2 separate regions of the Mus musculus genome follow, and region 2 is linked to region 1. Evidence: chromatin loops called from intact Hi-C (ENCODE). Cell type or tissue: heart. All regions are shown on one strand. Each heading gives the region's core, and the rest is flanking DNA. Links, peaks and the distances in the headings are about the cores only.

What was found. Peaks named below come from ENCODE experiments on the same cell type or tissue, not always from the same donor. Only the 100,000 strongest peaks of a DNase experiment are listed, where the experiment ranks them.
Region 2: a loop joins it to region 1, with 2.0 times the contacts of the local background. A loop is called at or near these places in 3 of 42 quality-filtered maps.

What each region holds. Positions count from the first base shown.
Region 1 is chr10:42,200,343-42,211,040 of GRCm38, reverse strand. All of the region lies in intron 2 of Foxo3 (forkhead box O3), which reads left to right. Among named protein-coding and RNA genes, the nearest start is that of Gm38485, 69 kb to the left of the region's middle. In heart, for the core only: no CTCF peak of the experiment used is centred there; DNase peaks (open chromatin) are centred at 3,187, 5,750 and 7,563; H3K27ac peaks cover 1,467 bases.
Region 2 is chr10:42,084,684-42,095,381 of GRCm38, reverse strand. No RefSeq gene overlaps it. Among named protein-coding and RNA genes, the nearest start is that of Gm40630, 8.1 kb to the right of the region's middle. In heart, for the core only: no CTCF peak of the experiment used is centred there; DNase peaks (open chromatin) are centred at 2,001, 2,691, 5,521, 5,861 and 1 weaker place; H3K27ac peaks cover 3,832 bases.

The DNA of each region.
Region 1 (10,698 bases), core at 1,210-9,209:
CAAGAATAAAAGAGATTTCCCGTTAGAATGGCCTAGTACTCCAGAATGGATATCTAGACCCTGTAGAAACTTGATAGGTGTTAGTGTAGTGTGGTGGTTTGAATGAGTGTGGTCTCATAAGCTCACAGATTTGAGTGCTTAGTCACCAGGGAATGGCACTATTTGAAAGGATTAGGAAGTGTGGCCTTGTTGGAGGAAGTGTGCATTGGGGGTAGCCTTGAGGTTTCAGAAGCCCATGGCATCCCAGATTCTACCTCTCCCCTGCTGATCAGGATGTAGCTCTCAGCTGATCATGATAATGGACTGAGCCTCTGAAACTGTAAGGCAGCCTCCAGTTAAATGCTGCCCTTTATAAGAGTCGCCTTTGATCATGCTGTCTCTTCACAGCAGTAGAGCAGTGGCTACGACTGCTGAGATTTGCCCTAAGATGGAGTGCCCAGGCTTAAGGGTCATGGGTGGGTTGCTCTTTACCCTCTAGCAGATGAAGGCAAGCTCTGAACTGCTGATGTGTGTGTGTGTGTGTCTACTCTTCACGGAGGACTGCAACATGGAGCCGCAGCTGAATGAGATTGAGGGCTCTTCTCTGTCTCCTGCCCTTCAGTCATAGCTCACTGTCACAGAGCCTGAAGTCCCCTCAGGAGAGCCAGATTAGAGCATCACAAAGTGCCTAAGCCACATCTGTCTGCCTCTGCATCTGATTGCCGTGATTCGAAACGGTGGAGAAGAGAACTGGCCGGAACGGTTCTGCTCCGCACCACCGCTTGCAGTTAGGGACTTTCAGGTGGTTTATCAGCTAAAACTGCTGAGCACCTCAGCCGAGGCTTTCTCATCCGTAGGACCCTGGGACCAGAGGCCCAGGAGCTTCCTGTTTCTAGTCCAGCTCTCTCTTTGCCTGCCCCTCTGATGGATGCCACTGCCGCTGAAAGCCCTGGTTGGTCTTGAATTCATCCTATAACTCAGCCAGGCCATGAACTCCTGCTTTTGTTCTTCAGTTCCCCAACTGCTGTGATTACCAGCTGGCAACAGTGCGGTTTGCATCAGTTCCCTCCAGTGCGGGCAGGGAGGAGTGGAAGGTGCTGTTAAGCAAATAGGCTCGAGTTGACAACTACACATTTCTTATGCATGCAGAGCCCTGAGCTAGGGCTCCTAAGTCTTTTGTAATAGGCAGTGAACATATCTCCCTGCTCTCGCAGGAGACGTCTCAGGCTGCTAACAATACACACACAGTTTTCCTTGAATGATGATCCAGATCAGAGTTCTGGAATTTGTTTGCAAGACTTGTGAAGACGAGGTTTCTGGGGGTGGCGGGATGATCTTCTGGACTCGGTTGTTATGGTTTTTTTAAGGTGATACCCTTGCTTCTCTGCCCACAATCGCCATCAGGTCTTGGCCATCCTTCTTACTTGGACATATGTATACTCTGCAGAACATATACATTTCTGCACAACAGCTAATAATATGGAATGGGGTAAAGTTGCCAAAACCGCCTCAGTGGTCTGTGTTCCTGTGTGGTTGCTTTTCTTCTTTTGTCTTGATGGAGGGGGACTAAAGAGTTGGTATCTTACCCTTCCACTCATGTAGTGATTTGTTAAACTCAGGATTTGGTCATGCTGTGAGTTCAATACATTTCCCATTAGCAAGTGAACATCCTAAACAGAAAGATCTGGGGATGGCAGGCGACCCAGGTGATGGACTTCTTCGATGAAGAGAAGAGTCTGGCCTAAACCTGCCACATCAGACTCTACCGAAGCAGTTCTTATGTGCCAGGGACCCATAAATGGCCTAAAACTACTGGCAGCCCACCTGGGCGAACCGTGAACTCTGCTGAACTGTCAAGCCTGCTGGCTGAGTCTCTCTTTTCTTACACCTTCTTTCACCTGCAGTGACAAACAGGGTCTGAATGAACAGATTCCAACGTCCCTTTAGCCTGTGGAGTGCCCGTTTATGGAATTTTCCATTCATGCTGCATGCTTACCTTTCTTTAATATGTGTGTGTGTGTGTGTGTAGTGTGTGTGTGTGTAGTGTGTGTGTGTGTGTGTGTGTGTATGTGGTGTGTGTGTATGTGTTGTGTGTGTGTGGGGTCTGGTGGCCTTCCTCCCTTCCATGTTAGCTTGTCTGTGATGGTCCTTGCTCAGCTCATGCTTAGGCAGCCATCTTGATGAGACGTCATGGGGGTTGCTTATGACATTTCTAGGAGACAGTTTCACATCTAACTCCCAGTTCTTCTGACACACAGTCTTCCCTCCCCCTCTTTAATGACCCCTGAGCCTGAGTGACAGAGTAGTGTTGTAGATGCATCAGTTAGGCCTAGGCTTCACAACTGCATTTTAATTGGTTGTGGTTTTCTGTAAAGGACTTCATCTGTCCCAAAGAGACATTTATTACTTGATGAGCGATTAGAACTCTACTCAGATTCTAGAGAAGGGTGTGCAGGATCGTGTTTCCCTTGGATAGGTTCTCTTACAACTCTTCTGGTCCCTCTTTGGGCGACAGATAGTACACTGCCGCCCGTGTTCTTTATTAGGCGCTTCCCGTTTACCCTGCAATCCGTGAAATAGATTAACACCCAGCGTGTATCAGTACTAAGACAGCGCCCTCCTGTAGTATGCAGTCTTTAGAGGGGCTGGTTTATGCAATGCATGCTCGGCCTCCTTAGCTCACCGTAGCCCAGGGAACAGTCTGATATTACACAGTCTAGATTAAGTTTAAATGAGTGACCCAGTGGAAACTCTTTCAGAAGATGAAATGCCAGTGTGTAGCTGGTTAGTCTATTCATTGGAGATTTTTTTATGTAGATTTTGGAGATGTCTGGTGGTCATCTGTCTGTGTAATTGGTACCTAGCAGTGTCCTGGACTCATTGGTTGATTCATTTGAATGTTCAGCAAAGTCATTAGGCTGCTTTTGCATCCTGTGGTTTTGAATGAGAAAAAAAAAAAAATCCTGTAAAACCAGAATAGTGAAACACTGAAGATGCAGTAAGGTTATGATGTGTGGTGAGGAGCTGCACACAGTGGTGAGGGTAGAGTTGGCATGGAGCAGCCACACATGCTGGCGAGACTGCAATGTGGGGTAGCGAGCTGCACATACAGGTGAGGTTGTAGTGTGGAAGGCGGCTCCCCAGAGGCTCCACGTTAGCTGAGCTTCCGTGGTGTGTGGAGACTGGGACGCTGTTGGCCTGAGTCACTGCAGAGCTGGCGGTGTTGGACTCCTTGTTTCTATGAAGGGACATTCATCAGTTGCTTTGTAGTTGCCAGCGTTGGGTACGTGGCATTGGTCCCTGTCCACGGCTTCTTTGACCTTGACTCACGGTGTTGGAATAATTAACACAGAGTGCTGCCTGCTCCCTCCCTGCCTTTCCCGAGAGTGTAGCTGATTGTACCCACAGGTTGGCATATACTCCAGGGCTCCCCAAAAGCACATCACTTCTGAAATAACAAGATATCGGAGAACAGGTTTTTTGAGTTGTGCCATCCAGTTGAGCTGAAGACAGTTGTGTCTGTGTGGAGCTCAAGCCGGCAGAGTTCACAGGAAGGGAGCGAGTGTTAGCCGGAGCAGGAATCTGGCTTCCTGGATTTGAGCTGTGGGCTGTCATGTCAGGTTGAACCCACTACCCAGCACCCCCACGCCCATCCCTTCAGTGGTTTCTGCTGCTTTGATGCCAGAAGAGGAGCAGCCACGTTTGCAACACTAATGCAGTTTCTCCTGGAGGTTCTGATTGAGCTTAAGCAGAGCACCCTGCCTGTTCTCACTTGCAGGCAGAAGACATCATATTTTAAGATTCACGTAATTTTGAAGCAGGCTAATCTTTCTCTCTGGCTTAATAATAGGCTAATTAGATGTTTTAAATAGTATAAAGTGAGGTCCCTGTTTCAGATTAAGCCTCGTCCTAGCAGTCCAGGGTACTTGGAGACATTTGCCCGATGTGTCTGGCATGAGGATCTGTGGTACCATACCAGCTCTTCGAGGACCTGATTTTAGACCTCCCACGGACAGCCAGGTAATACTGCTTGGACTCAGTCAGTGGCTAGTTTCCCTCGGCACAGAAGCTACCATATACGGGAAGTGTTTGTAGCTCAAGCCCTTTGGTCCCTGTTGGTGCAGCCTCTCTCCTCAGTGGGTTTGGTAATTGGGAAAACACATGGTAGAAGAACTTTGGAGTTAGCCAACAGGCTGGATTCGCAGCACCAAGGCTCACCGGACACACTCTTAAACTTTCTTCTCTCTCAGCTTCCTGCTTGTGGGGAAAAGAAAATAAGATGAGATGTGTCAGGGACTCCTGGCAGGCAGTGAGCACATGTTCTTCCTTCAGATTGCAGTAAAATACACACTGCTGTGAGTTTCCCTTCGTGTGCACTTGCTTGGCGCCAAGGTTTGTTACTTGTGATTTCGAGTGAGTCTCTAAGTAGTGAAGGCCCCATAGCCTTGCAAGATGAACTAAAAGGAAGCTCTATCTCAGCTAGATCTCAGCTGCATCTACCAGGCCTTGCACCACCGACTGGCTGGTCTATGCCCTGTCAATTTGTTGGTCTCCCCATCCCTCTACTAGAACCTTCCGTCTGCGTCAGCATGTGCTATCTCCTAATACCCTGGATGAGACCGAGAACTCGCAAGCAACCTCAGTGCCATTCCAGACTTACCCAGTGGGCGCTTACTGCACAGCACAGCACTCGTGAGGCCCTCACCTCCCTCTCACAGCTCACTCACCTTAAAAGTGCAGCTCAGACCAGTCCTGTGGCTTCTGCACCCTTCCCACAGAGCCAGTGATTAGATGACAGCATTCTGAGTACTCACTGTAAACCAGGTTCCATACAGGGTTGGTGGGTGGGTGGATGGATGGATAGAATGGATGGATAAGATGGATGGATGGATGGATAGGATGGATAGGTGGGTGGCTGGAGGGAGGGAGGGAGGGTTGGGTAGGTGAGTAGATAGATGGGTAAGATAGATGGATTGTGTCTTTGTCTTGTATATCCTGTACTCTCTTCCTTCAGTATACCACTGTGCTGATATTGTTTCTGGGTGACATCACCTTTATGCCTCAAGGCCAGGAGATGGTATGTTCACCTCAGCCCTGTTACCACTTACTAACTGACTGAATCCAAGTCCGGCCTTACAGTCTCATCCCCGTTTTCTTGCACTGTAAATATGGCTGCCGTTTCCCAGTGCCGTATTCCCCTGCATTGTACCAAGTGTCTAATGTCACTAAAGTGACTCTAAACCTTCTGCTGTGTCCCTGAGTTCTAGATGTGAGTTTCTAATGTCCATTTTTCATCCATTTCTATACATAGTATGTTTCCAAACTGGAAAAAGATGTAGCTTTTTTTTAAAATCTCAGGTAAAGTTTGGGTTGATAAAAATTATGTTGTTAAACACTGCAAAAATAAATTTCAAGACTGTTTTGGGATCCCTTGGCTTTGAACTCTCTAATACATCGATTTTATCTGGCTAGATAACCATGGTTTTAAAGGGAATTTCAGCAGCATGTATTTATCAAGTCTCTCATGAGAGAGGGAAACAATTTGAAAACCTCAGGGAAGAATACATTGAAGAGCAGAGTTGGCTAAAAGCTGTGGTCTAACCTGCTCTGTGGAGGAGACATGTGAACTGGGTACCTGTGGCTGTTTCCTTGGTCTGGGGCCCGGACTGTGGAGTGGGAAGTGTGAGGCCTTGGGGAGCAGGGGAGGAAGAGGGCTGGGCGGCAAGCCGTGGGTGTGGGCAGAGGTGCGAGGCTGCCAGGGATCTGTGTGTGCCGCAAGTGCAAGCTTGGCTGGAAGGAATGGAATGTTCCCTCTTGCCCTCCAAGAGCAGAAGCAGCTGTGGGACAGCTCGGTGAAAAACCAATGTATATTATCACTCTTGTATTAAAATAAAGTCCACGCTAGAAAGCCCACAGCACGGCGTGCGGCAGCATGCTGGCTGCCTCCACACTAAGGAGACTTTGCCTCCCTGCGAGGATTGTCTCCTCGGCCGCTTCTCCGGCCAGCTCTACCTAAGACAGGCGAGGGGGAGAGCAATCCTGGCTCCGCTCATCGGAGCACTGCTCTAATCCTGCTATCACTGGCTGTCTGCATGACAACGTAGAACATGCTTCCAGAGGACATCTGTGGGTAGAGAATTACTGTCAGCAAATTTAGCGGGAAGTCTTGTTTCTAGCTGGAAATACAATCCCTCTGCCAAGTTCTCAACAACATTTATTTTAGAACATCGTTGTTTTTTAAGGCCCTTTAATGGTTTAAACTTTTAAGACTGTAGACAAGGGTAAGGCTAGAAAGAGACTAACTTGTCTTCCACGTCAGAGTTGATTGCACAGTCCTTCTGATGAAGGGTTATTTACATTTTTATCCAGCTGAAAGGTTTATTTTTTGGCCACTATAGATAGTCCATATGAAAAAAATGTTTTTCAATTTCCAGGCCAGGGTTAGGCTCTGACACTCGTCTTTGTTTTCATTCATCATGGTGGTTAGTCCAGAGGAGATAGAGTCTGGAGATGAATGCAGGTGAGGGCAGAGCCAGCTAAAGGGGACAGTGACAGGGTGAGTCTAAGTCTTGGACTCCAGTGATGTCACTGGGCTGCTACCAGACCTGAGGCACTGGGAATCCGTGAGTGGGATGCTCTAGGGGGAGGGGACTTCAGTGGGTTTCATCATGACTACTCATTAGCATAACTGGGGGGACTTCAGAATACCCAGGCCCCAACTGGGCCATGGTGGTACCCTGGAGGCAGAGGCAGGTATCTCTGAGTTCAAGGCCAGCCTGATCTACACAGTGAGTTCCAGGACAGCCAGGGGTACACAGAGAAACCCTGTCTTGAAAAAACAAAAAAATTTAAAAAGTAAAATACCTAGGCCTCAGCACAGGTATTGAATCAGACCTCTGGGAAGGGACATGGGGGAGGAAAGTCTACCCTGGGAGTCTCAAACAGGCAGCCAGACTGCAGAATTACTAACGAGTAGAAACCTGGAGTCTCGACTGAAACCTTTGACAGGCCCTGTCCGCCCAGCCAGCGTTTCCTGTAGCTGCCTCTGTATGTGGCATGTCAGCCTCTGCGGCCTCAGAGCTGTCCACGCAGCCATTGCCACCCGTAGGTCACCAGGAGCAAATAGTAGAATCCAGGCATCGAACAGCTTCGTTCTAAATAGCCAGTGCCCTCGCATCAAACGCTGAGGCAAACTTAAAACATGGGTTCTGCATGAGAGGCGGATGAAGACTGCTGGAGACGAGCCATCTGCAGTGTCTCCCGAGTCTAGTGGGCAGTGACGGGCTCATATGTTGACAGCCATTACACATTTGGTCTCTCTCTCTCTAGACAGCCCAGAAAATAAAAAAGAGGGGGAGGGGGAGGGGGAGGAGGAATTAGAATTGTCTTTGCAAAAAAACAAAAACAAAAACAAAAAAAAAAAAAAACAGGGCTTTTAAGAGTTAAATTGCACAACCTTTTTATTTTTAAAGTGGGTAGATTTCTCCTTGCTGTTGCTGGGAAAGATAAATTGGAACCACATGTTGCTTCCAGACAAACCCTCTCTGTGTTCCAGGGAAAGCATGCGCAGCTGGTGTCTGGGTTAGCAGAGTTTCCACAAGGTAAACATGGCTTGGAAGGAGCTGAGGTAGATGCAGGAGCTGAGGCAGATGCAGTGAGCAGCCGCTAACAAGTGTCTAGTTTCTGGCACTGCACCCTAAAAAACTTTTACAAGTTTGTGATCCTTTCTTGGAAGGCACCGCCCTCTCACCTTTTGACTCAAAAGCACACGATGCTCAGAAAACAGTAAGCTAGGGTCCGAGATGTCTGACTATGAGATCTGCTGTTGAGACTTGTGCTTGGCACTCGGCTAGGGAGCATTGCGTGCCGCACATCATAGCCTCCTCGCAGGGATCCCAGACATAGAGCGCGTTTGCTCCTGCCTTCTCCAGAGGGGCAGTTGAGGTCCCCATCACAGCACTGGGCCTGTCTCCTCCATGGCTACCTTCCCTGGCTTGCTGTCCTACCCACCCACTCTGTAAATGAGTGGTGAGATTCTCTGCAGCTCTAGGCAGCTTCTTGCCGACTCCAGTCCTGTTTTGAATCCACCTGTCTTCATCATGATTTGGCATAGTTAAGGGTCATGGACACCTTAGCCTCTGCAGTGAATGCATTTTGCAACAGAGAATTGTTCATTACATGAAGAAAATAATTATCCAATCGTAACCAGTGCAGTCACCTTTATGTTAATGTCCTCTGGGTGGGTCGGGCAAAGGTGACCCACACGGTGCAGTCAGCATGCCTGGAACATCAATCCCAGCAGGTTGCCTCCTCCACACACCTATTGCATGTCTCCTGGAAGGTTGGCCACGAATTGTGGCCACAGTCACATTTGCCAGCGTGGTTACTAATTAACCACATCACTGAAGAGGCGTAACACAGAAAGACAGGGGCTGTTCTCAGCTTTGCCCCCTTGGACGAACTGTAGGGGTTTCTCGAGGCTTTATAAATGTTTGTTGGAGCTGAGGAAAGTCAGCATGGCTGCATGAGAAGTGACAGTTTCTCACAGACTCTTGGCCTAGATAACTGGAGCTGCTTACGAGGTCTGGATGGGCGGCTTCTGGGCAGCCTCGGTAACTGACTGTGGTGACGGGATGGCCAAGCAAAACGCATGGTTTTCTAGCCAAGAGAACTTCATGGTGGGCTTCAAGTGTATGTGTGATATAAGTGTAGGGTTAGAAAACCCGTACTTGACAGAACTAGAGTTTCGTCAAACCATTGTTCATTACCTTCAGTTACCTTTCTCCACATAAAGTAAAACCTCAGAAATTCAGCTCATGTCTTATGATAGTAACATAAATTAGTGGGAAGCCACAGTTTGGGGAGGGCTGGTTGGTTTGTTTTGTTTTCCAATATGGGTTTGTTTGTTTTTTTTCTCTGTGTAGCCCTGGCTGTTCTGAAACTCTGTCTGTAGACCAGGCTGGCCTTGAACTCAGAGATCCCCTCCCCTCTCTCCTCTTCCTCCCAATTGCTGGGTTTAAAGGCCTGGGCCACCACCTCAGTCCAGCACAGTAGGTTTTTTTTTTTTTTTTTTTTTTTTTGAGACAGGGTTTCTCTGTGTAGCCCTGGCTGTCCTGGAACTCACTCTGTAGACCAGGCTGGCCTCGAACTCAGAAATCCACCTGCCTCTGCCTCCCGAGTGTTGGGATTAAAGGCAGTAGGTTATTTTTTAATGGTGGTTTTCCTGAGATTGAATTGGGGAGGACCCTGTGGTCTTACAGGACCTTGCTTTTCACTTGGTACTCGGGAAGGTGTAGAGAAGAACATCTCAGTGCGGATGGTTTACCCAGCTCTTCTCCTCTCTCCCTTCCTTTCTGCCTTCTTTCTTTAACTTTTCTGTTTTCAATAAAACTGAGGTGGCAAAGCTAGCCATTGGACTTCTGAACCCATAAATACATTTATGGCTGGCATCTGCCCTGCCAGGTATTTGGACGGTAATGGACTGGTGAGCTGTGGTTATTGGTCTTTGTCAGTGTCCCGCCTTCAGATGATGGATTTTATGGTGGCCAGTCTGCATGAAGAGAGGCTGCTGGGACTGGAGCCATTCTGCAAGATGGCGGCCCTGTTTTCATGTTGGCTTAATAAAGTAGCTAGAAAGACCCGTCTGAGCACCATAGATAATGGGCCCCAGGAACTGTGTTCTACCACTAATAACCCTCTAAAATGAGAGGCCGCTAGAGCCTAGAGCCCTCTAGGCAGGCTCTCTGTAAGAGCCTGTGGTGGTCCCACTGCCAGTGTGGCTACTGATCCCTCCTTAGGAAGAACAACAACAAAATACTTTTCTATAAAGTTCCTACATAAATTGGGGGAAGGCCCCTAAATTTCCAAGTATTTCATAAGTGAAATCACAATAATATTATCTCTCTGTGTGTATGTTCCTCAGGGTATTTTTCCTGACGTTTTGCACAGGGACATTAAATGGTGACTTCTCACGAGCCTGCTGTGGGCCAGTGAAGGGCTGTAGGATAAGCATAGCATGACAGTTGGGAAAGCTGCTCCCCGGTGTCAGAGCTGTGCTCTGGCTGGTGGGCTGTGCTGTTTCATATCTCAGACCCTGAGACGACGTCATGTGCAAAATTACTGATGGACTGCCTCGCCAAGTTGTGAGGATTAGAGGCAGTGATTTAAAGCCCAAGGTTCAGTAGCCAGCACTGCTATGACCTGGCAGATCTTCACTTTGCAGTTAGGGGCCTGGTCAGGAGGCCAGTCTTCATGCCCCATCCCTGCCCTGGCTCCCTGTGGTACTGGCCTTGCAGAAGCTTGGGATCTGTCTATAGTGTTAGCCACTTGCAATTGTATAAAATTATACATATATGTTGTTGGGGGGGGGGGGTTAGAGTCATGGCTATCAGAAAATTCATAAAAGATTTCATTGGTCTTTTAGTAAGTTTGGAATTAGGAACAGGAAAATACATTTTAAAAATACCATTCCCTAAAAGATACAGGATCATTGAATATGTAAGACTGCTCATTTTTGTAAGCATTTGGTGTTTGTGTGAACACTTGGGTGGGAATAATTAGCAGGTGTCTACTTTGTACCCCTAAAGCTTCCAGACTAGTTTACTTTTCACCCTGAAGTCTGTGTTTACATTTTACTAAATACATTGAATTACCTATGTACTCAGAGTAGGCCTTGCTCTTCTCTGACAAATGCATGGTAGGAGGGTGCCTCTTACCCAC
Region 2 (10,698 bases), core at 899-8,898, 120 kb after region 1:
TTAAATAAATTGCTATCATCATACCTCAGCATGTGAGTATCAAAATATGTCTTTGTATCATATTGTATCAGGCTTTGGATTATAATGTATCAAAAGTTGCTCTTGGAGTTGCTAAGTTAAGATTTATTTGAAAAAATTGTTGAATACACTTTGTTGAATACAATTTGGGGCAGAATTTCTGATAATTCTGCCATTTGGTACTACGTGTTTAAGTCCTCTCTCTCTCTCTCTCTCTCTCTCTCTCTCTCTCTCTCTCTCTCTCTCTCCTTTTGAGACAGGGTTTCCCTGTGTAGCCCCCTGGCTATCTGGAACTTGCTCTCTAAATCAGGCAAGCTAGCCTGGAACTTAAATACCCACCTGCCTCTGCCTCCCAAGTGCTAGGATTAAAGGTTCGTCCCACAGACACACTGAAGAGTGGCGTTTCCTTCCCCGGGCCTGCTTTTCCTATATATTTCTCTTGAACTCCCCTGACCCAGGGTGGCTTTCTCTAATTCCTAAAATTACTTGTGCAAAAGTCATTGGGAAGGCTGGCTTTGAGGTTGCCGACCGCTTTTCCTTTCCGGGGACAGGAATGTAAATGAGGCCACGGGACCACTTCAGTCCTAATGGGGTTTCAGGGCCAAGAATATGACATTTCAATGGTTAATTCTTCGGTAGTCTTATGCTTCACTGGATAGCCGTGCTTGGCGGCGGTGACCAGCAGTTCCTTCGTAGAAATACTCTTCATGTATGCTCTCCTCGCGCTCGGTTCTTTCCTCCGACAGCCGCTGCTGCCGGGCTCAGTCTTTGCTTCTCTTCACCACCATCACTTGCTTCTTTGCCAGCACCAAGCTTGCTGGTGCTTCAGTCATCCCCCTACAGTCACACGTTCCCAGGTTTATCTTTAGCCTGGACCCAAGACTCTTTCATCCCACTGCCCACTGGGCACTTCCCCCTCAGACACTGCATGTTCTGAACCACATTCCTTACTCTTTTAGGCCTGCCTCACCCACAATCTCAGTAAATCTAACTCCTAGTTTCTTATGCTAAAGGACCATTGGCTTAACTTGCCACGTCGTCGTGTCGTCGTACCATGAACAGATTCTTTAGGCTTTACTTTCAAATGTGTGGATCCCCAGCAGGCAGCGCCTCCTGCTTTGAGTGGTGGTGAGCTTCGCTCAGAGACCTTCCTGCTCAAGTGCCTTCCAGCCATGCTCTGTTCTCCGTAGAAGACCTGAGATGAGCTTCACACTCACGGTCACATTATCCACCAGGCCCACAGTTTTCCAAACTCATTCAGAATTGAATGCAAGCCCCTTTCCTCTGTGATTGCCTCTCTCATCTCTTCTGGCCTCTATCCGTCCCTGAGACACTATCCACCTCGCTGTTATGTGCTCTGGTCTGGAATACAGAGGGGCAGAGTGAAGCTTCCTCGGTTTCGATCTCGGCTCACGTGTGCCTACGCCCATGCCTTTAGCACCTTGCACCACTATTTATTATTTATTTTTGCTTACTTGTTTTTTCTTCTAAAAAATATAAGCAAGGCAGGGACTTTAGCTGTTTATTCTGTGTCTCCAGACCCCAGAATGCTCAGTTCCTCCCTGTAAGGTCGGGAAGTATTTTAGATGTTCAACGAACATTTGTAGAAGGAAGGAAAACATGGCTAAGTTGGGCAGCTGGAGCCTCATTGCCCTAGATGAGGAAACCTGTTCTGCCAGCCGAGTTTTGCATGTGTGGTGCATTTCTGGGAGTCCTTTGTCCCTTTTTATTCCCCGACTGAATTTCATCTCAAGGACCTTGTCCTCCAAGCCTGCACATGCTCTCCCTGGGACTGACTTAGTGACCTTTCCATTTCACAAAGTCAGCATGGCCAATGTTTGATGATGTCCTACTTGAAGCTGCGGACAGAGTCTTCTCATGTGGCCCAAGGCACCCTTCTGCATCACAGGGAGAGCTAATGCCCCGTTCAGATCTTACCAGGGCCTGAAGGAATAGATCTACCCTGTACTCCTTTTGCAGAAATGCGGAAGGGGAACCACGGAGCCTTGTGCTGAGGGTTGGTCTGTTGCTATGTATTGTAATACTAACTTTGCAAATCTAAGCCTACGAGTCACTTTTCACGTTTACCAGCTGTTGTTGTGCAAACCTTGTTTCTTAATTTAAAACTATTGGTTAAATAAAAATTGGCCACAGCCAATTCCTGGGAGGATTAGAGGTAGGTGGGTTTTTGAGTTACCTGGTTGAGCATGGGAGAGAGGAGAGAATGAGGAGAAGGAGAGATGAGAAGCTGCCATAAGGGTACACAGGCCATGAGCACATGGCCAGGAGAAACAGCAAGTATTTGGGGACCACCACTAGGGAGGTAGCCAGGCCAGCAGTTAGAAAAGTAGATTAGGGGTGACCCCCAATAATTGTCAAAGCCAAATAAAATAACCACAGTCTGAATCACATTCATTCATAAGCTAGTCAGGCAAAAGTTTAAAAAAGTCATACTATAGCCAGGACAGGCGATGGCAGAGGCCTGCAAGCCTGTCCAGTCCCAGAATCCTCTGGGAGGACTGAGCAAGACTAGCAGGTTGTTCAAGAGGCCCTGCTGGTTGGTGCCCCTGCTTTCTGACCCTGGCAGTAGGGAAGGCTGCTGGAACCAGAAAACATGCAGGCTCGGTTGATGAAAAGCCTGTTTATTCCTAGTACACTGGACACTTTGTTCAGGAAGTGCTCATCCACTTGGAAATGTTGCCCTTGTCACAGTGCCAAGGTCAGTGCCTGCTGAGGCTATCAGCAGTGTGTGTGCCAGCTCTGGCTGGGCATTTTATTAGGTGTACGGCTTCCCTGGGAAGTGACTACAGAACACGGGATAGCTAATTTCTGTTTAATGCTCTCTCCACAAGCGTGCGTGAAGTTCCATTTTTATTGGGACTTTGAGAGGTAAAACATATAAAGAAAGGAGTAAGTAAATAGGTTAGAGCACAATGAACTCTCTAAACAGGAGTTTTGAGTGACACGATTCACTTTATAGTTCTCCACAGACACTCAATTATTATAATATGCTCATCTTTGCAAAGCGTTGGACCGCTCTCAAAAGTGTCTTATATTCCTCCTCTTCACTGAGGCTCAACTCATCCTTGTAAGGCAGGGCTGTGTGGACCCCCTTTTTAGGTGAGAAAATGGACTCTGGAAACTGAAATGGCTTGGATCGAACGACAGACTCAGAATTAAACAATAGACAGTGGAACCGCACGTCAACGCCCCAATCTCTTCCAGGCCAGGTTTGATGCGCCTATCACATTATGGTGGACTGGACATGCTGAGGCTTGTGAGGGGGCATCTCACAGCTGTGGATGTATGTAAAGGGTGGTTGTATCAGCTGTATTAACTGTGCCTTCCAAGTTAGAAGGTCCAGGACCCAGGTGATAAACAGCACCTCCCCCAACCCCCGCCCTTCTCTGGCAACCTTGTGGAGACTCCACGTGCCGAGTGACAATGATAATCCACCTTAGTGTGCTGGCACCCAGGGAGGCCAGCACCCCCTGCAACAGCCCATGACTCTTGGAGGGAACTCTCCATCCTGGGCTGCTGGAGAGAAGCACTCTAGTGTCTGCTCCACTGTATGGGCTCATTGTTGATCGGGGCAAGCAAAGTTTCTGTAGGAGTGGTCTGGTCCTATCTATCCCCTCCCCGATGTGCTGCACATGGCCACGCTTTATCATGCTGTGACAGTGTAGGCTGATTAAGTCTGGGAGTGCTGGAGAGCCAAGGAATGTAACTAATAATGATGAGAGGCAGTTTCTGGAAAACATTGAGACTATTTAGAGCATTTAGATGTAAGCTCTAGGGCAGAACTCTACGTGGGTTAAAGATAACTGTACCAGGGCAGCGTTTGTTCTTGATTCTTATTTACTCTTTTTATGGGTATTTATTTAATGTATATGAGGGTTCTGCTTGCATAAATGCCTGCAGGCCAGAAGAGGATGTCAGATCCCATTATACATGGTTGTGAGCCTTCATGTGGTTGCTGGGAATCAAACTCAGGACCTCTGGAAGAGCAGGCCAGGGCTTTTAACCCTGAGGTTACTTGTTCTTAGGCTCTGAAAAACCAAATCCATGTGTTTTGATTGGAGAAGACTTAGGAGTTTTCATTCACTGAACACTCGATGGTCAGAGAAGGGATCACGTTTGTGGATTCTCCTGACCCGAAGGCAGGTCGGGCCTAGCGTCAGGAGCCCTAGGACTCCTGTGCTTGGTCAGGTGAGTACGGTGTTCTGTGTAAAGGCATGATAAACTCGCTGGCAAGCTGGTAGACAGGGTTTGGGAATCAAGGTGTACACCAGGAGTTCTAGGCCTGTCAAGGAGTGCTCAGTGGGTGGTGGGTGGCACTTTCTATAGAACGGAGCGACCAAGTGATGAGGGAGCCAGCTACAGGAACAGAGGCAGGCAGGTGAGTGGAAGGCAGAGGCAGGAAGGCTCAGGTGTAAACAAAACAAAAACCAGGACCCAGAGGCCATGGGGATTTCATCTCGGCAGATGTGCTAGGACAACATGGCTGGCTGAGGGGGGGGGTATCTGTGCAAAGGAAAACAGATGTAGGAAATCCTACTGCTAGGAGATGGCTCAGTGTGGAGACTGCTTCTACCCAGGCCTGAGTTTGATCTCCAGCACCCACATGGTGGAAGGAGAGACCCAGTCCCCACAATTTGTCCCTTGACTTCCACATGTGTCTGTACTTATACACACACACACATACACACACATGCACACACACATGCACGCACACACGCGTGCACACACACACATGCACTCATTCACACACATGCACTTACACATGCACATGTGCACACACACACACACATGCAGGGGTGAGGTGGGGTGGGGGATGGCAAGTGTACACATGCAAAAATAAACCAATAAATCATTTTTTTTAAAGTTGAAGTAAGAAAGAAGCCACATCATACCATTAAATCTCTGCTAGGATTTCCTAAGTGGACCAAACAAAAGCTACATATTAAGTACTTTTTCAGTTTGTTTGTTTGCTGCTGGGGCTGGCTCCAAGGGCCTTGTGCAAGCTGGTTGTTCTAACACAAAGCTGCATTCCCCAGCCCACATGGCATCTTTAGCCATCCTACCCAAACCACCCTTTTCTAATCGGCTGGATCTGGTTTAAAGCGTCTGTGAAGAAGCATAGCTCTCACTCAAAGGGGATGAGAGAGAGTTTATTCTGGAGCCTACAGGGATGGCCACGGCTTGGGAACAGAGTTCTCTGTTTTGTTTTTGTTTGTTTGTTTTACATACATAATGTTCGGATAGAGTAACTGTTCCCGGAAGCTTTATAGTACCAGAACAAAGGGAATCATTAATCAAGACCCTTTTCATACACGCGGGCAGGCAGGTCCCAGAAGGACAAAGGCACAGCAGACATGGGCCTCAGACAGCAGCTGATGGACTCTCAGCCTTGTGCTTGGTGGAAGACAGACTTACCTAAGGGCCCCAGAGCTGCTGGGACGCATACAGAAGGGCAAGCAAAGGCTGTTAAAGAGGCTAATGATTGGCCCAAAGTAATTTGGCTCAGGACCTGGAACATTCCAGTCTCTCCGGCGCAGCTGCTGAGGTCCTTGCTGTGGGCAAGCAGGTTCATCTCCTTTCCAGGAACTTTCATCCACAAAAAACAGTTGGATTTTTGTTTTTCCTTCTTTTTAAAAATGTCATTCTTCTTACCCCAACCAGCTACACATTTCATCTGCTGGTTGGTTCCCTTAAAACTGTCTGTTCCTTCGTGTTCCAGCCTTCAATCCAACTGAACCCCAAGTCAGGCACAGCTCTGGCTCCACACATGTGACGTCATCAAGGCATCTGGTGCTGCTCCAGCCTGCGGTTTGCACCTGTGCCAGGAGGGGTGGGGCTGCTGTTCTTGCCTGCCTCTCTCTCTCTCTCTCTCTCTCTCTCTCTCTCCCTCTCTCTCTCTCTCTCTCTCTCTGTAGAAGGAGGGAAGATTCTGCAAAGATGCCTCCCTGTTTAGCCACTTCCTGCCACTGTGACCCTAGACACCATCCTGAACTTCAGTGCTGTGTTGGCACTGGAGCATACAAAGAAAAAAAGGAAGCAAAAACCTCAAGTGCGTTGTTGAGAAGGAACAGGCAGCAGACTTGAAAGCAAAGTCTTGAGAAGTGTCCTCCACTTCCTGGATCGATCCTGAGAGGCTTCAGTGACTCTTGGGAGGATTAAGCCAAAGGGTTTCAGGGAAACTTCTGGGCTTTTGTTCCCCTCAGTGGAAACCCTTGAGAAGTTAAACACACAAACACTTGGAGCGGGGGCCAGAGCTGCGACTGATCTGTCTGGGCTCAGAGGCAGTGGTCTTTAGAGCACAGACTGCCAGACACTTTTTAAAGCATTTCCTTTAATCGTTCCGAGCACCGAAACTGTTCAAAACAAACAAATACTAAAAACAAAGCAAAACAAACAAACACCCTACTCTGTAAAGTTTCTTTAGAGCTGTCCCAGCCTTAAGGAGGAGACACAAGTCTGGGGCTGCCACGCGCCACCCACTTTCTGTCTCCTGAAAGAGGTCAAAGGGACATCACTAACCCTATCTGCAGCTGAGAAAACTGTGACTCAGGGTGGCAGAGCGTCTTTTCCAGAATCGCAGTGACACAGGGAAGAATCAGGATGCTCAACCCTGTGGCAACCTGGGAGGTAGGAGCAAAGGACAGACGCCCGGGAGCAATGGCTCTTACCTCCAGCCCCCAAGCTCAGACTCTTGCCAAGGCAGCTGGATGGCAGGAGCAAGAGCATGCAGAAGCAGCGTCATGGAAGACCAGCAAGGGAAGATGGCGGTCTTCTAAGTACCTCTAAGGTGTGTGAAATTAGGCACTGGATTTGACCAGAAACATAGACACTTTCCCTTTCATCTGTCCAGGCACTCATTAATGTAACTACACCCCACCTTCCTGCTTGGGAGTTACCACCAACTCCACTGTCAGGTCGCAGATCACTCAGGGAGCTACATCCACTCTTGACTCAGGAATTGGCCACCTGACCTACAGCTGGTGAAGCTCAGCAAAGCAATTAACTCAGGAATAGGCAGGGGGACCACACCAGAGCCAGTAGAACTGCCCTCAGTTGCACAAAGAGGCTTAGTTTCTGCTGGCTGTGGACCTGGCGTGGTATAACCTGTCTCACAACAGCTTTGGTAGAACAGAGAGGTATAAGCTGGACCCTGATAAAGTTCCCTTGAAACCATAAGCACAGGCTGGGGAGATGGCTCAGCCAGTGAATTGCCTGCCTTGCAAGCATGGGGATTTGAGTTCCAATCCCTAGAACTCAGGTGAAAGGCTCAGCAGTGAGGGGTTCTTATGTAACCCCAGCGCCAGGGGAAAGAGTTCGATTCTTGAAGCTCATTAGTCAGTCAGCTAGACTAGCCCAGTCATTGACCTGCAGATCCACAAGAGACTGTGTCTCAAAAGGTAACACTGGAGAACTGTGGAGAAGAGACAGGCAGAGCTGGATTCTACATGCACGTGCACATATGTGCACCAGCATCCTCATGCATGTGTGCACACACAAGTACATGTACCACACACTATATCACACAGAGAGAGAGACAGAGACAGAGAGAGAGAGAGAGAGAGAGAGAGAGAGAAGCAAATCTTATTGTATACAGTGATCTTCCTCACAGATATTGTATTTGTATGAGACAATAATCTTTGTTGAAATTGGTTTGGGTCTCATCTTCCAACAGCAGACAGTGGGTCTTGTTCATAAACTAAGATTATATGTATGTCAGTATGTGCATGGATATATGCACACACATATAATTTCTATGGAAGATGTTTACTTTTGCTTATGGTTACAGAGATGTAAGAATCCATCATGACTGGGAAACATGGAAGCAAGCAGCAGGCATAGCAGCGGGAACAGGAAGTTAGAGATAACACTGTCAGCAAAAGCGAAAAGTAGAGAGAGTGCACTGGGCACAGGGCAAGCTATAAATTCTTAAGTTCACGTCTAGTAACATACTTCCTCTAGCAGGGCCACACCTCCTAAACCTCTCCAAACAGCACCACCAGTGTGGTCAGGTGTTCAAATGCCTGAGCCTACAGGTACACCCCCCATTCCATTCCCTAGCCCCCATTTTCCATGACCATAACTGAAGTGAAAACTTCTTTGGAGACTCAGGTCATAATGATGTTTTCCTGGGACAGACAAGTGAAAGGATGTTTTGCTGAAGCAGACACAGGTGAAAGGAGGTTTTGCTGAAAAAGACTTGTGAGAGGATGCACGATGTTTAGAAAGAGTGTAAACAACGCTATGGACAGTGGGAGGAAGCTATCGCATTGGTTTGCCTTGCTTTGTTTCATTAGTCTTTGCTGACAAGTTCATGTACTGGTTCACCTCGCACTGTGTTGCTGATCTATGTTATGACTTCATAGAGAGTAACTGGGAAAGAACTTCTCATGACGTTCCTGTGGCTTCTTGCAGCTTCCGCTGACTCATGATGGAGCCTCGTGATTTAGTTACTGGACCGGGCTGCCGCTGCTGATTCATGTATGGTGTCTGCCGAGTGGACTGGACCGAAGCTACTGATTCATGGTTGGAGGTTTGCTAGTAGGCTGAACTGCTGATATCCTAACAACGAAGACTAGAATCACCCCAATGAACTGTGAACAACATTGTCAAGGTTCCTTTCTAAATAGGTCTAGTTACCCTGTGTCCTAATAACCTTTCTTTTCCACTACTTCTAGTGGGTGGTGGGCTAGAAGGGAGGTTAAAGCATTTAAGAACCCTTATTAAAGTAGGTTTTGAAAAAATATAAGCCTACATATAACATAATGCAAGATACATTTAGTCCAACTTCAAAGATCCTCATAGTTTTTTTTTTTTTAAACAATGCCAAAAACAAGTCCAAAGTCTCTTCTGAGGCTCAAGGCAATCTCTTAATGAAACCCCTATGAAATCAAAGAGCAATTTATGTATCTCTAACATATAATGGTTCAGAAGATACATAACTTTTCCAAAATGTGTGAATGGGAACATAATGAAAAAATGCTAGAGCAAAGTAAATCTAGAACCCAGCAGGGCAAGCATCAAATCCCATAGTTCTGGTGTCAAAGAACTTAAAGAACTCTGCGTCTCCAGCTGCCTCCAACATACATCTTTTTCTTGGGCTGGTTATACTCCCTGTGAGCATCTCTTTTTAGCAGATATCCCACGGCTCTGGCTTCTCCAAAATCTTAGGGTACCCAACTGTAACCCAAGCTTTACTTTCACAACCTTCCACAATGGCCACTCACAGCCTCTCCCCGTCAGGGCCTTTGCTCCGGAGGGGGATGGTCCCCTGTCACTTGCTCCCTGGCTTCAGTGACTCTCAGAACCACAGAAGGGTTCTACGGCCCCTCACTCTTGTGCCTTTTATGACTCTAACCCTAACAACATATTGAACAACATTGTCAAGGTCCCTTGCTAGCTTGGGATGAACCCTCACCCTCTTGAATGGCAGTAGTCACTGTTTATGCTTGTGCCTGCTTTCTAGGAGCAGAAATCCCCTTAAGCCTCTCCCTTTCCCCGGCTGGAAGCTTACCTTGGTAGAGCACCAAGGGAAACCCTTCACTTGATTCTAGTATAGAGCATACTCTCCTTAATAGCTCTAATCTCATTAACAATCACAACCTCTCTTCCAGCACAAGCTGTAAGCTTCCTAGTGTCGTTGGTAAACCACACGTTTTATACTCCTTCTGTCTCACTTGCTCTGTTTTATTGTAAACATTATCAGCAGTTGATGTCTGAGGGTTTCCTCCACCAAAGAAATCTGCCTATGGCTTCTAATTCAATCTTAGACAGGGGAAAAGGCAGCCAGACTATTTGCCAAGGTATCACAGGAGTGGCTCTAGCCCAGTTGTTGTGAAAGTCCTTGAGATCTCAGAAACCTCTTGAGTTAGGCCTCTACAGTACTCTCTGTTCTCAACACTACTGTCAGCCACGATCCTTCTAGCATGGCCTTTTATACTGTGCTTGGAGCATTCAACCATTTTCTAGCCCAAAATTACAGTCTTCCACATTCCTCTCAAAGCACTATGGTCAGGATCCACCACAATAACCCCACTCCTGGAACTAATGTCTATATTAGTTTCTCTCTCTCTCTCTCTCTCTCTCTCTCTCTCTCTCTCTCACACACACACACACACATACATACATACACACACACACACCTCATACACACACTCATATACACACCAACACACACACCTCAAACACACAGACCTCACACATACAAACACTCCCTCACATATATACATATACCTCAAATACATACATTCTTTATACACACACACACACACACACACACACACACACACACACACACACACCACACCACACAGCAACAGAAACAGTACCTTGTTCTGTATTCCTGGCTGTCCTCGAGCTCTCAGTGATCCTTCAGCTTCTGTTTCCTGGCTGCTGGGGTTGCGGTGTGTGACTCCATAACTGGCGACTTGTAAGTTAAGAGCTTTTGATGTCACACAAACCAACACTTAAGAGGCAGAGGCAAGAGACTGCTGAAAGTCTGAGGCTGGTGTGGAATACATAAAAAAGACACTGTCTAACATCTATATCTATCTATCTATCTATCTATCTATCTATCTATCTATCTATCTATCTATCTATCTACTGTGGAATAAACTCTGAGAAAAAAAATGCCCTATGGTCCAACCTCATTCAGGGCACAAA